Linked DNA regions of Homo sapiens: regions 2, 3 and 4 are each linked to region 1. Evidence: chromatin contacts called from ENCODE Hi-C or POLR2A ChIA-PET data. All regions are on one chromosome and are shown on one strand. The core of a region is the stretch at or near the end of the contact, and the rest is flanking DNA. Distances in the headings are between cores, read along the strand shown.

The links. Hi-C counts contacts between places; a loop is a spot of excess contacts on that map. ChIA-PET counts read pairs that join two places held with the same protein, here RNA polymerase II (POLR2A). Pooled maps may share reads with other maps.
Region 2: a map with no recorded cell type shows a loop between it and region 1 (17-fold over the local background). The contact joins the promoter of EVI5L here to the promoter of RAB11B in region 1. A Hi-C loop is called at or near these places in 1 of 37 single-sample maps with no recorded cell type and 9 of 50 pooled maps. POLR2A ChIA-PET finds 5 or more read pairs at or near these places in 1 of 52 experiments (A673).
Region 3: a pooled map shows a loop between it and region 1 (4-fold over the local background). The contact joins the enhancer-like site here to the promoter of RAB11B in region 1. A Hi-C loop is called at or near these places in 3 of 37 single-sample maps with no recorded cell type and 8 of 50 pooled maps. POLR2A ChIA-PET finds 5 or more read pairs at or near these places in 2 of 52 experiments (HCT116 and K562).
Region 4: a loop to region 1 is called in a pooled map, with 7 times the contacts of the local background. The contact joins the promoter of PRR36 here to the promoter of RAB11B in region 1. A Hi-C loop is called at or near these places in 3 of 37 single-sample maps with no recorded cell type and 10 of 50 pooled maps. POLR2A ChIA-PET finds 5 or more read pairs at or near these places in 3 of 52 experiments (GM12878, HCT116 and K562).

Annotation. Positions count from the first base shown.
Region 1 is chr19:8,388,401-8,391,913 of GRCh38, reverse strand. RAB11B (RAB11B, member RAS oncogene family) reads right to left here and starts at 1,554. Exons shown (of 5, transcript NM_004218.4): 1 at 1,458-1,554. The coding sequence starts at 1,497. RAB11B-AS1 (RAB11B antisense RNA 1) reads left to right here and starts at 1,223. Exons shown (of 3, transcript NR_038237.1): 1 at 1,223-1,905. MIR4999 (microRNA 4999) reads left to right here and starts at 2,534; the gene lies at 2,534-2,624. RefSeq lists silencers at 1,162-1,421, 1,641-1,922 and an enhancer at 1,692-1,891.
Region 2 is chr19:7,828,312-7,831,824 of GRCh38, reverse strand. It overlaps EVI5L (ecotropic viral integration site 5 like), which reads right to left and starts at 1,607. Exons shown (of 20, transcript NM_001159944.3): 1 at 1,444-1,607. RefSeq lists a silencer at 1,511-1,750.
Region 3 is chr19:7,851,603-7,855,115 of GRCh38, reverse strand. EVI5L (ecotropic viral integration site 5 like) reads right to left here. Exons shown (of 20, transcript NM_001159944.3): 8 at 3,346-3,435; 9 at 1,933-2,030; 10 at 1,783-1,843. Among named protein-coding and RNA genes, the nearest start is that of PRR36, 21 kb to the left of the region's middle. Within about 2 kb of position 1,620, at least 3 of the 41 ENCODE cell types and tissues checked have a DNase peak (open chromatin) inside an H3K27ac peak, as active enhancers do.
Region 4 is chr19:7,872,833-7,876,345 of GRCh38, reverse strand. It overlaps PRR36 (proline rich 36), which reads left to right and starts at 1,956. Exons shown (of 6, transcript NM_001190467.2): 1 at 1,956-2,060; 2 at 2,650-2,927; 3 at 3,047-3,149; 4 at 3,385-3,497. The coding sequence starts at 2,657. RefSeq lists an enhancer at 2,238-2,754.

The DNA.
Region 1 (3,513 bases), core at 305-2,804:
CCCTCAGTGCCACAGGACGACTCTAGGCCCTTGTAGAGGCACTTCCTCTCCCTCCCCCCGGAAGGCTTTCGCCACACGGACAGCCCAGGTGGGGAGACCTCTGCCTCATTCCCCACAATCAGAAGACGCTGGATGAGACCAGACACAAGGCCCAGCTAGGCCTGGTGCAAGCCACAGAGCACACTCGGAGGAACGGCTCAGCGAGGTGAGGATACCAACAGCTGATGTGCGACGCAGGCCCTCATAGAGCAGGCCGCAGGGTGAAGGCACCTTGGATCCAGGGGTTAGCCCTCAAGGGCTGCCATTGTCAGCCAGGGAGCCCAGCAACCAGGGCAGACCACTAGGCCAAAGTGTAGCTGGGCACAGAAGGCTCAGCTGAGAAACAAGGGACTCCGGCTTCCTCCAGCTGTCCCTAAATGGGCAATGGCTGCCTGATCTACCTAGGCCTTATGTGATGCTCCTAGAGCCCCCTCAGTCCCTCGGGCGGGGAAGACCCTCCAGCAGGCTGGCTGGGGCCCCGGCCATCAGTGCGCACGTGTTGGAAGAAGTTGGTCCAACAACCCAAAGTCCCAGATGCTGGCCACAAGCCCCCTAAGACACGCTTCCTAAGTGGTAAGGCCTACAGGTGGCCTGGGCTCAATCGGGTTCCAACACTTATAAACTGTGTCTTTGTCACTCTGGGCCTCAGTTTCCCAACGTGTAAAAAGAGAGGCTGGTTAGTATCAACCTCAAAGGGCTGCAGTGAGGATTTTAGTTAATTCGGGTAAAGTGCTCAGAAAAGTGCAAGTACTGGCTTAGCACTGTTGAGAGTTCTGAGTGAAGAGATGGAATTCTTGCTGCACACACGGGTGCCTTTCCACTCAATCCCAGCTTTGCACCCCAATCCAAGGCTCCCACCACCACACACCTCACCCCCAGGCCCTCATCTCGGCCCAGCCCCCATTGCCTGCCCCGCCTCTCCCGGGCCCCACCCCCAAACACGCTGCCCCAATCAGGACAAGCCTCGTGAGAGCCCCGCCTCCGTTTGCCCAGGCCCAACCCACCTATTGGTCACGCCCATCACGCCTTAGCCCCGCCCCTAAAAACCCCGCCCCCATCCCGAATCACGCTTTCAGCCCAGCCCGGCCCGCCAAATCTTGGGAAAGCTCCACCCCCTGCGGAGGCCCCGCCCTAACAGCCTCTCCCACCGCTCCGGGCCCCACCCCCTCTAGGCTCTGGCCCCGCCCCGGCGCGTCCTAGGTCCCCCAGGTCTCTCCGGGCCTCCGGCTCCGTATAGCCGCGCATCCTAGCCCGAAGCTGATGCTGCCCGGTCGGCTCCGGCCTTCCCGGCTGCCTGACCCGCCGGGCCCCAAGCCCCGGGCTCCGGCCTGGGCCCAGCGGCCTGGAGCGCGGCCTTGGCCCGTCTGCCCGCCGCCTCGCCGCCACGACTTCGCCCGTCTGTGCCCCACCGGCCGCACCTTTGAATAGGTAGTCGTACTCGTCGTCCCGGGTCCCCATTGTCCTGGCGCTTCCGGCGGGATCGGCGACTCCGCAGCCCCACCACAAACACCCGACGGGGGCGGAGCCGGCGCCGCGCAGAGCGGCGGTTGAATGGCCTATCAGCGGCGAGTGGAGTAGCGACGGGCACCCAGCGAAGCCAATCAGAGATGGAAGTAGTGCTCTGAGGGTGGGCGCCGCTTGGTACCACCCTCCTCGCCCTCGGTGTCCTGGAGAAAGGCGGAAGGAATGCGGACCTTTTTGAAGTGACGGACGCGCCAGCCTATCAGGGGCGAGCTCAAGAGGGCGGGGCGGAAGACTGCAGGAATGAAATGGATTGACAGACCAAATAACTAATGAGAGGCTTGATTGAGAACCTACCCGACTATCAGAGGACCTGTCCGGGAAGAGAAATGGGGCTACGTCCAGGTAATGCTACGATGCTTAACGTCCCGATGACGTCATAGGTCAGCGCGCGCTGCCCTGGTCGCCCCCCAAGCCCATAAATGACCATTTCCGGGGACCTCAGCGCTGGGTCCCCTTTCTCGGTTGCAGTCTCCATCTCTATATTGGGACTCACTGGGTTATCCTTCTGTGCCTCAGTTTCCTCCTCTGTAAACTGAAGAAACCCGTCTCATGGAATCTTTTGAAAATAACCAGATCAGCCAGGCGCGGTGGCTCACGCCTGTAATTCCAGGACTTTGGGAGGCCGAGGCTGGCGGATCACGAGGTCAGGAGTTCGAGACCAGCCTGACCAACATGGTGAAACCCCGTTTCTACTAAAAATACAAAAATTAGTCGGGCGTGGTCGCTGGTGCCTGTAAACCCAGCTACTCAGGAGGTTGAGGCAGGAGAATCGCTTGAACCTGGGAGGTGGAGGTTGCAGTGAGCCGAGATTGCACCAAGTGTGAATCAACCGTCCACTTTCTGCTATTCTTTGTTAAATAAATACTTTTAAATCCTTACTGGATACCAATGCTCTCCAACAGGACCTCCTACCACTACCCCTCTTTTGTCCTATATTTTGCCACATAGGTAAAATATAAAAATAGGTAATATAGAAAATAAAACACATACTGCTGTATTGTCAGGTAGTGATAGGATTTATCACTACCTGACAATACAGTATGTGTTTGTTTTATATATTTAGGGTGTACAGCGTGTGTTTTGATACACATGTACCCAGTGAAATAATAATTATGACAGTTTTTTTTTTTTTTTTTGAGACGGAGTTTTGCTGTCGTTGCCCAGGCTGAAGTGCAATGGTGTGCTCTCGGCTCACTGCAGCCTCTGCCTCCCGGGTTCAAGCGATTCTCATGCCTCAGCCTCCCGAATAGCTGGGATTACAGGCATGCACCACCATGCTTGGCTAATTTTTTTGTATTTTTAGTAGAGACGGGGTTTCTCCATGTTGGTCAGGCTGATCTCGAACTCCTGACCTCAGGTGATTCGCCCACCTTGGCCTCCCAAAGTGCTGGGATTACAGGCATTTTCACCACACATGGCCAATTATGAGAGTTAAGCAATTAACCTATCCATTGCCTTCCATAATTAACTGTGTGTGTAGTGAGAGTATCTAAAATGTACTTTCTTGGCAAATTTTCAATATACTATGCAAAATTATTAACACAAAGTATACGTTACTTTTTGTTTGTTTGTTTTGGCTGGCTGCGGTGGCTTATGCCTAAAAACATGCCCTTTGAGGAGGCTGAGGTGGGAGGATCACTTGAGGCCAGGAGCTAGAGACCAGCCTAGGCAACATGTCAAAACCCAGTCTCTCAAAAAAAAAAAAAAAAAAAGAAAAAAAGGAAAAAAAAGAGAAAAGGAAAAAAAAGAAAAGAACAACAACAAAAATTAGCCAGATGTGGTGCATCATGCCAGGGTCCCAGATACTTGGGAGGCCAAGGCGGGAGGATCATTCGAGCCTGGGAAATCGAGGCTGCAGTGAGCCATGATCACCCCACTGCACTCCAGCTTGGGTAACAGAGCAAGACCCTGTCTCAAAAAAAAAAAAGCCTTGCTTTCCTGACCCATTGA
Region 2 (3,513 bases), core at 358-2,857, 560 kb after region 1:
AGGAGCAACCTGGACCGCCCTGCTGGCTCTGGCATTTGAGGCCAGTAGGCGTGATGGGGTCAGGAGGCTGGGGGCAGACTTCAGGACGGAAGCCAGGAGCTGTGAATCCTCTCCCTTCCCGCCAGGGGGTGGCATAAATCAGGGGGCGGGCAGTGGTTCCTTCGGGACACTAGTGTAGGAGAGAAAGTGAGCGTCCTTCCCTTTGAAAGGGCACAGCAGGGAAGGATGGATAACTTGGCAGAGGCCTGGGGCAGGTTCCCACAGGGGTAGGTGCTGGGGGATTCTGGGGCCCTGTCACCCTCCAAGGCTCCAGTGTGGGCGCTGGTTTGGTGGAGGGGCAAGTTGGCTTCCTGGGGTGCGGCAGGCACCTCATGGTCTCTGGAATCTCTGCTTGAGCTGGGGGAGCTGTCGGGGACTCTGGGAGGGCCTGGACAGGTGGGATCTGAGGAGGGGTGCAGAAGTGTTGAGTGGGTGGGGGCAGGGGCAGATATGCCTGGGGTCTATGTTGGAGCTCTTAAGTTTTTCTGTGTGTGCTGGGGGATCTAAGTGACTGTGTGTGTGTGTGTGTGTGTGTGTGTGTGTGTGTGTGTGTGTGTGTTTGGGGTTTTCAGAAAGATGGGTGGCTCTGGATGGGGAGTGGGGTGGTTCAGAATATCCAACGGGAGGTCTTGAGCATGGGTGGATTTTTCAGGATCCAGGAGCCAGGATCCAGATGGGGCAGGATCAGTGGAGCTACCACAGTGTGCTGGGTGGACGCCGGGGAGTGGTGTTTAGGGGTGCCCTTGGGCATGTGGCAGCTGGGGTGGGAGATGGGCTAGCAGGCTGAGCTGAGGGCTGTGGGCAGGGGTAGGAAATCCGACTTACAGAGGCCAGAGAGGGGTCCTGTGGGGTCAGCATGGGGGGCGGGTAGGCCCTGAGGCTGGTCTCCTTGGGGAGAGGTGGGGGCAGTTCTGGGCCCAAGATAGGAGGACGTGAAGTGAGGGGGTGCGGGGAGGGGGTGGCAAGTGTTGTCCAGAAGGGAGGGGTCCTGAGAGATCAGGGCAGAAGGTGGACGGGGGTTCTTGGGCTTGGGGGGCGCTTCTGAGGGGCTGATCGGCGGAGTGGGGGGATGGGGAGCCCTGAGGGGGTTCCCGGAGAGGAGTCCTGAGGGTCACTGCAAAGGGTGGACGGGGGTCCTGGGCCTGCGGGGTCCTCATGGGGAGGGGACGGAGTGGGGGAGGGGGATCCTGCAGGAGCTCCTGGGGAGGGGTCCGGAGGGATCGGCAACGAGGGTGGGCAGGGGCCAGGGTCCTCCGAAGGTCCCGGGCTGGGGATGCCGAGGCTCCCAGCGCGGGTTCCGGGGCACGACGGCCCGAGTTGCGGTCCTGCCGGTTCCCCGCGGGCCGCATCACGGAGCCGCCGGCCTGAGCAGGCGCCCGGGAGGCCCGGCCCGCGCCGCCCTACCTGCGCCGAGCGCGCCGCCATCTCCGTGCCGAGCCTCGCCGCCCCGGGCTGAGCCGCCGGATCCTAGCCGCGCCGTTCGCCCCGCAGCCCCGGCCCGGCCCCCTCAGCCGCCCCCCGGGACCGCGGCCGCCGCCGGCTCCGCCGCTGCCATTTCACCCGCTGACAGGAGCCGCTGCCCCGCCCCCGAGGCCCCATCCGCCAATTCGCCGCCCCCAGGCGCCCTGGCCCCGCCCACCAGCCAGGAGTGACGGGGTGTCTGACCATTCCGTGGCCATTCCGTGAGGCGGGCCCTGGCTACGTTCAGAAGGTTGCCGCCTCTGAGGAGAGAGCGAATTGAAATGAGGGAAGCGGTGAAGGACAGGTAGTTTTGCGTATCGGAATGAGGAATCCTATTGATCAACACCTGATAAGACCAATAGCAAGGAAAGTGGGGGTGTGTCCGTGAGGAAAGGCTGCGGCCCTGAGGAACACCAGGCAGACGCGGCCAAGCGTTTGGCACTAAGCCCCGCCCAGAGCCGGGCTTTCTGCCCAATAACGAGACGCCCCGAGACGTCCATTATTATCTGCCCCTCAAACCTGGGCCCTGGCAACTGCTGGGGGCGCCATAAAGAAGATTGACACCTAGGGAACCAATGCTACTGAAGGAGGGCGGGAAAGTGACACTCTCTGACCAATGGGTATGTGAGATTGGTGGGAGCATTGGCGTCCTGGGCGGTGGGGCTTGAGGCCTGGGTTGAATGAAATGGGGGTGGGGCTAAGAGGAGGGCGTGGCCTAGGCCAGAGATGGGGCGGGGTCAAGCAAGGGAGGGGCTCGGGGGTTGGGTCTGAGAAGGGGCGTGGCCAGAAATCCTGAAGACTCACTGGGGACGTGATGGCACCGTGTCGTCTAGGAGCCCAGTTCTGTGCTGGGGACGGGGCGGTTGATATTGGGGGCGGGTCCCATAAAAGATTCAGGCCCGTCCCCTGTCTTACTCCAGGCCAGGTTAAATGTGTTCTCTAAAGCTCACAGAGCCGCGTGTTTCTCCATCAAAGCTCGGTTCGCGCCGTGATCGTGGGGAGGGATAGGCCCTCCCATTCCCCATCCTCCCAGGCTGATAGATCCTCGGGGAGTCGGGATGCAGGGCCTAGGTCGGGTCTCTTCCAGGTCCCCAGCATGGAAACTGCTTATAAACATTTGATGAATGAATGAATGAAAATGGGCCCGTGACTCTTTTAACAGAGAAGGGAGAGGTGGAGAATCCTTCAAGCTAGAGAGGAATTCGTAGGGACAGTTACTGACAGCGGGCAAGACTGACCAAAATGGACTTATTTCCTCCCCAAGATGTAGGGATGGGCCCTGGAGGGGGTGGGGCAGGGAAGGACCTTGTCATAGCAGAGAGGGTGACGTCATAAGTGTGTTTTTATTTATTTATTTTTCAGAGACAGGGTCTCGCTCTGTGTCCCAGTTTGCAGTGCAGTGATGCGAACATAGCTCAATGCAGCCTCGAACTCTTGGACTCCAATGATCCTCCCGCCTCAACCTCCCCAGTAGCTGGGACTACAGGTGCGTGCACACCATGCCCGGCTAATTTTTTTGGTAGAGGCTGGGGTCTTGGTATGTTGCTCAGGCTAGTCGGAAACTCCTGGTGCCAGGTTCTCCCACTTCAGCCTCCCAAAGTGCTGGGATTACAGGCATGAGCCACCTCGCCCAGCTAGATGTCCTAAGTTCAGAATGGGGAAGGGAAGGCTGGACCCAGGGAGGGGCACGTCAGGACTTCCTAAGGTCTGAGAGCTCAACCTTCTCTGTAGTAGGAGACTCTGTGTGGCCTTGCAAGCAGTGACTGACATCCACGTATGGTCCCGGCCTCTGTCCAGCTCTCTCTGCCTCTCCCTCCCTCTTCCTGTCTATTTTGCATCTGCCAACGTTCTGGAACTGTTAATAAACCTCCCCAGGGTCCGGGCGCGGTGGCTCACGCCTGTAATCCCAGCACTTTGGGAGGCCGAGGCGGGCAGATCACGAGGTCAAGAGATCCAGACCATCCTGGCCAACATGGTGAAACCCCGTCTCTACTAAAAATACAAAAATTAGCT
Region 3 (3,513 bases), core at 371-2,870, 540 kb after region 1:
AGAAAAAGATATTTGCACTTTAGGTTCCCCCAGGACACTCTGGGGAGCAGGTGAGGTTTGCAAACGAGTTGAATCTCGACTGTACCTGTGCCCCCTTGCTTGATACTAAGGTGGTACAGAAATTGTTTGGATTGGCAGGTGAGTGAGGGCCCTGCCACACTGCAGGTCACACAGAATATTTCCTGGGTTTCTTCTGGGGAGAAAAGGTGATGGAAACACCTAGAACATTCCCAGGAAGCAAATGCAGTCAGACAGAACCGCAGACTTGACAGTCATTGATGCATGTCATGTGGGGAAACTGAGTCAGAGTGGGGCAGGGCATTGCCCTAGTCCCTCAGTTCAGCTGGGTCAGAGCTATTTCAGGTCTCTGGTCCTCATAGCAATCTGGAGCCCTGATCCCTGGCCCCTGGGTTTCCCTATCATCTCTCTGGCTTCAACCCATCACAGCACCAAGCACAGCCATCCTTGCAGGAGCTGGGCACACCTTTTGTATTTATTTCTATATTTTTGTAAAGACGGGGTATTGCTATGTTGCCCAGACTGGTCTCCAACTCCTGGCCTCAAGCCACCCTCCCACCTCAGCCTCTCAAAGTGTTGGGATTACAGGTGTGAGCCACTGTGCCGCTGGAGCTGGAATTGAATCCTTGTCTGTTGGACTCCAGTGTTAGCCACTGTGCGGCTCTGCCCCTGAAGAGCATGGAGCCAGGCTGTGTTGGGTTTGTGTCTGTGTCCCTTCCTATCACTGGTGCGCCCTCAGTCTCAGCTGTGACTTTGGCACACAGCAGGTGCTCAATAAATGTTTTTTTTCTTTTCTTTTCTTTTTTTTTTTTTTTTGAGACACAGTCTCACTCTGTCGCCCAGGCTGGAGTGCAACGGTACAATCTTGCCTCACTGTAACCTCCGCCTCCCGGGTTCAAGTGATTTTCCTGCCTCAGCCTCCCGAGTAGCCAGGATTACAGGTGTGTGCTACCACACCCAGCTAATTTTTGTATTTTTAATAGAGACGGGGTTTCACTGCATTAGCCAGGCTGGTCTCGAACTCCTGACCTCAAGTGATCCACCTGCCTCCGCCTCCCAAAGTGCTGGGATTACATGCATGAGCCATCGCGCCCGGCAATAAATGCTTGTTGAGTAAATAACTAAAATCACGTGTAAAGGGAAGAATGCGCAAGGAAGGAGAGAGAAGCTTTGCACACTCAGGAAACCCCCTGACCTGGCAGGGCTGGTGGGCCAGTTGCCCCAGGAACCAGGGGCCCCGGGTGAGTGCCCACACCCTGCCCTACACACCCTGGTGTCTGGGCCCTGCGTGCTCCATCTTTCCCCAGAGGGCGGTCCCCTTGCGGGGTCCTCCACTGCAACCTTCTTGGAATTCCTCCAGCCCCCAAGGCACGCTGCTGCCCTGGGCCTTTAGCCCTCGACACCCTGGGCCCGGAGCCTCTGCCCAAGTCAGCCTTGCCCACCGCGTGCACATCCTTGTCCAGAGCATTTAGAGTCCGCACTCTAGTTCAGTGGTTTATTGATTGCTTCCCCATGACGCTGGGCGGCCCAGCGGGGCAGGGACCTTGACTGTCTTGGTTACCGCGGCGTCAGGCGGGGGAGGCGCTCACAGCTGGCCTAACAGGTGAAGGACGGCGCAGGTGGGCGGAGGCCTGTCCGCCAAGGACCGCCGGGTCCGCCTGTGCGCTGGGAAGGCCCGCCCCCTAGCGGCCGATCTTTAGAGTACGGAGGGCAGCCCCCAAAGGCCTCCCATCCCTGTCCCCGCCCCTGGGCCCCTGGACTCACTTTGATCTCGATCTGCTCCTCCATCTCCTTGCTCTTCATGGCTGCGTACTCCTTCTCCAGCCTGCAGATCGGGAGGGCCCCGTGGTTACTGTCATGCCCTCGGGGGTCCCCCCTTCTTACCAGTACCCTGGTTGCCCAGCAGGCACCGACCTCTTCATCTTCTTGGGGTTGTACTTGACCTGGTAGGCTTTGAGGACCAGCTTGTCCGGGCAGCTGTCGAACTGGTGGGGGATCACTCTCTGGAAGTACTGTGGGGACACAGCCGGTCACCTGGTCACCAACATGCAGGCCCTGACCACCGGGGGCCGCCCGAGCCCTGTTGCCCTGGAGGGGGGCAGGAACGGGTCTGCCCGGGGTGTCGCCATGTCCTCAACGCCGTGTCCTCAGTGTTTGTGGAGCAATGGAAAGACTGAGCGTGAGGGGAGGGAATGGGGGACTGCCTGCAGCCAAAGCCTTAGTTTCCAGAAGAAAAGCTGGCAGATGCTGGATGTGGTGGCTCATTCATATAATCCCAATGATTTAAAAGCCTGAGGTGGGAGAAATAAATAGCTTGAGCCCAGGAGTTTGAGACCAGTGTGGGCAACATAGTGAGACCCCATTTCTGAAAAAAAAAAATTAGCTGGACATGGTGATGTACACCTCTGGTTCCAGCTACTCAGGAGGCTGAGGCGGGAGGATCGCTTCAGCCCAGGAGGTGGAGGCTGCAGTGAGCTAGGACTGCACCACTGTACTCCAGCCTGGGCCACAGAGCAACTCCGACTTAAAAAAAAAAAGAAAAAGGTAAAAGAAAAAAAGAAAAGCAGGCCAAGGAGGCTCTCCTGGGAGTGAAGGCTGAGGGTCGGGGGGTCTGACAGAGGGGACCTTCGTGGGGGAAGGAGGATGGGTATGCCGGGGGCCTCGGGCCTGTGCAAAGGGTTAAGGTAAGCCCAGGGGGGACACAGCTCCTGCACCCGGCCCAGCTGGCCCCCTCTGGTAGCTGTGGACAATGCCTGCCCATGTTCACGGACACAACCGTGGCCTTTGTGCATTCTTCCCTGAAGCACCAGCTGGAGGACGCGGGGAGGGGGCAGGGGCCCGCACAGCAGAGAAGTAGCGGTGGGAGGCAGGCTGGCCAGCAGCAGGGCCTCCAGGCAGGCCGGGCTGGGGCGGGGCAAGGCGTGAGGTTGCCTAGACCCCCAAACTCCCTCCTGTGCCCTCACCAGGCTGGGCGGCAGGGTGGGGATGCCCTCATGGTCAGTCAGTCATGATCTGCCATCAGGCTTTGGGGCATCTGCGGGGTTGGGGGCAGGAGGTGGGCAGTGGGGCTCCCAGGGCTCAGCCTGGGCCTCCTGTCTCCCTGCGGCCAGGCTGCTGGCCCCTGACTGTGTCTGGCAGAGCCTAGGGGGTCCTCTGGTCCCTTAGGGAGACCTCAGGGGAACAGAGTGGATGGGAACAGATCAGGGATGTCAGGCACACCACCTTCCACCCTCGAAGCCGGGCCCTCTCTGTCACTTGTGAGGGCATCCTGTGACTCGAAGCCCCTGATTGGGGGCAGCCCCACCGGCCCTGGCCCTCCCGGCCCACCTGGGACATCCCCTCCATGTCCAGCTGCATCAGCTCTGCCTGGTTCACCTGCAGCAGGGCGAGGCCCACTCGGAACACGATCTCCAGCCCCTGCAAAGGCGGCAAAGGCAGTGGGAGGTGGAGGGCAGGGAGGCTCCTGTTCCAACCACCCCCAAGGGGCTCTCTTCC
Region 4 (3,513 bases), core at 707-3,206, 520 kb after region 1:
CATGGCATTCAGCTCTGTCATTTTTCTCTGCCTTCCATTTCTGCAACCTCAAATGGGCGCAACGTCCCTACCCCCCAACCCCAGTTCACCCGATGCCAAGTTGCATTATCTGTTTCCTGTGCATGGAGGCCCCCTGATTTCCAGGAGGGAGTGAACTGTGCATATGAGCTTGCGATGGGGTTAGCAGTGGGGCACAGGGCGCTGGTTTCCTGGAATGGGGTAAAAAGTGGCTGTAAGTCTGGAGGGATGCGACATCCAGGCGGAAAGCTCATGGAGGCCATATGAGGAGGGGACTTGGCCGACAGAGGTGACAAGGCCAGACTCTTTTTTTGTGCATGTGTGACAGAGTCTTGCACTGTCGCCCAGGCTGGAATACAGTGGCACGATTTCGGCTCACTGCAAGCTCTGCCTCCTGGGTTCACGCCATTCTCAGCCATACTCAGGCCATACTCAGCCTCCCGAGTAGCTGGGACTACAGGCGCCCACCACCACGCCCGTTTAATTTTTTGTATTTTTAGTAGAGACAAGGTTTCACCGTGTTAGCCAGGATGGTCTCGATCTCCTGACTTTGTGATCCGCCCACCTCGGCCTCCCAAAGTACTGGGATTACAGGCCTGAGCCACCATGCCCGGCCCAGACTCTTCTTATAAGGAGAGGGAGCTGAGGAATGGCCATTTCCACCCTCAGGCTCCCACCCTCTTCATGCCACAGTCCTGGAGCACCGCTCTCCACCGAGGCCCCTGCCCTGGCTGAAGTCAGCAACAGGACACCTCCCACTCGCTCCGGCTGGGCTGGGACCCTTGTAAAGGATCTTCTGCGTCCTTCATGAACTTGTGTTTTTGTTTTTTTGTTTGTTTTTGTTTTTGAGACAGAGTCTCACTCTGTCGCCCAGGCTGAAGTGCAGTGGCGCAATCTCGGCTCACTGTAACCTCCGCCTCCCGGGTTCAAGCGATTCTCCTGCCTCAGCCTCTCGAGTAGCTGGGATTACAGGTGCTCGCCAGCATGCCCGGCTAATTTTTGTATTTTTTGGTAGAGACAGGGTTTCGCCATGTTGGCCAGACTGGTCTCGAACTCCTGAGCTCAAGTGATCCGCCCGCCTCAGCCTCCCAAAGCAGTGGGATTACAGGTGTGAGCCACCGCGCCCGGCCTTATGCACTTGTTTTGACACCTGCTAGGTCGACAGAACCTTGTCCCCCGGAAGCCCAGCTCTGCCAGGAAGTCTGGGCTGACTTGACATCCCGTTAGCTGGGAGGGTGTGGAGGGTGGGCGTGCTCTACCCTGCAGACGGCTGGGTCACCTCTCACAGAATATACTGTGTCTCCTGTCGCTCTCCCTCCTATTCCTTTCTTTATCTTCCCCAAAATCTGGGGTCTACCTTGCATCCTGAAATTCCCAGGGCAGCATTCTCTTAGCAGTCCCTCGACCCCCCAACCAGATAAGGGGTTTCCTGGCGTCTGGGGAACACCTTCGGGTGTGGGGCGGAGGGCGGCTGCCCCCCAGAGACCCTGGGCGGCCTAGCTTTCGCAGACGCGAAGGACTGGATAGTGCCAGGGCCACCGAGCGGCCGGATTGGTGTGTGGGCCAGAGGCGCGGTGGTCCCGCCTCCTGGTTGCCAGGGCCCAGCCTATCCGCGTCCAGGCGGTCCTTGGTGCCAGGTGGTTGTGGTGGGGGTCGGGGCAGGTGTATGTGTTGGGAAGGACAGTGGAGGACCCCAGGGATTTGCTCCCCCAGTCCCAACCGTTGACTATCTGGGTTCCTCAGGCGCAGCTGGGGAAACAGGCTTCCCCCGGACCGCAGAGAAGCCACCCTTCTCTCCAAAGCGCGCTTCTCCCCCATCCCCCTCGGCGCGCTTCCGCCGGCCGCGCTCCCGGGTCCGGATCGAGCGCGCGCCCCCGGCTCTCCCGCCCGCGGCCGAGGGGCGGGACCGGCTCGGCTCCCCCGGCGCCGCAGCCCGCAGCCCCCTCCCCTCGCCTCCTCGCCGCTGGCGGCCACCGCGTCGCTCCGGCCCGGGCCCCACCCCAGGCGACTCTGTGAGGAGCGGCCGGAGGCCGGAGGCGGAGGTGAGCGCGACGCGAGCAGGTGGAGAGGCTGGGCGCGGGCCAGGCCCGGCTGGGGGAGGGGTCGGGCCCGGGACGCGGCTCTTTGTCTCCCGGAGCCCGTTCGCGGGCAGCGGGGCCGCTCTGCCTCCCGGCAGGTGCAGGCATCCCTCGGGGAGGCCAGGGGAGGCCGATGGGGGCTGGCGGGGAGACCCGGGCGTGCGCTCCGGGTCTGGAGGGATGCGACATCCTGAGCCCGTGGCAGTCCCCCGCTCTCGAGGCTGGCGGTCTGAGTCCCTGAAGGGGCAAGGGGCAGGGGCGTGGAGATCGGTCCTGAATTGGAGCCGAGGCGGGGGAGGCGGTGGGCTGGGGCGGGCAGGGCCTCTTCGCTTTAGGGAAAAGCGGTGGGGGGTGGGACTTGGGGACAGCGAGGAGCAGTGGGGCTGGCGAGTGGGTGTAGGTGCGTGGGAGCCGAGCGGATGGAAGCCGAGGCCGAGGTTTGAGTGTCCATGGGTGGCGATGCTGCGAAAGGGCAGTGAGGTAGCAGGGTCCAGGTCTCTGGAGGCGGCGTAGCTGTCCAGAACCTGGGATGCGGACCGGTTTGTCTCTTCAGGTGCAAGATGGACAACAAGAGAGACAAGGCGAAGGCAGGGGCCGCCGCGCGGACGCCGGCTGCTCGCGCTCCTGGACTTCTGACCCCCAGGCCCCCAGGCTCTCCTCGACCCCCTCCCCCAGTAACTCCCGCAGCCCTCCGAGTTCTGGGAGCTGCGGGAGCAGTGGGGCGAAAGCCTCTGGCAGAGCGAGCGGGGGGCATCGGCGGGGCCACTATTCCCGAGTCTGCTCCCCGAGCGGGACCAACGCGGAGTGCTGGGACAAGTTCCCGAAACCCTGGTACCCCAGCCTCCTTCCTCAGCTCCGCCCCCATCTTCCCTCCCCCTTCCAATACCTGTCCAGTCTCACCTCCACTGCCACCTCTCCGGGGCACCTGTGACTCGGCCTTCTCCCCGCAGCCTCCAGGCCCCCAGCCTCTGGGAGAGGGGAGAGAGCTCCTCCTGCCAAGAACACCAGCCCAGGCCCTGTTTCTAGCCCAGGGCGTGCCAGCGGGACCACCAGGTAACCTGCTCCCTCTCCCCCAGTCTCCTAAGCCAGGGTTAGCGTCACAGAGTCTGGAACCTTTTATTTTACACGAGTTGGGGCGCGGGAGCACTTGCAGGTCACTGGGCACAAATTGGGTGAAAGCCATTATTGGTCCTCAGAGAGGGCACATGCCCATTTCACAGATGGGAAAATAGAGACTTGGGAAGCCAAACAAAGACCTAGGCCTGAGCGTGGCCCCTTCTGTCTCCAGGCCAGGCCCTCTTGGCCAGAAGGGACTCCGGATCTCAGCGGAGGAAACTGTGGCCAGAGGAAAAGCTACAGAGGCTCCCAAAAGGAGTGCCCTCAGCGCTGGGGCACGGAGAGGTACGTGACCTGGAGA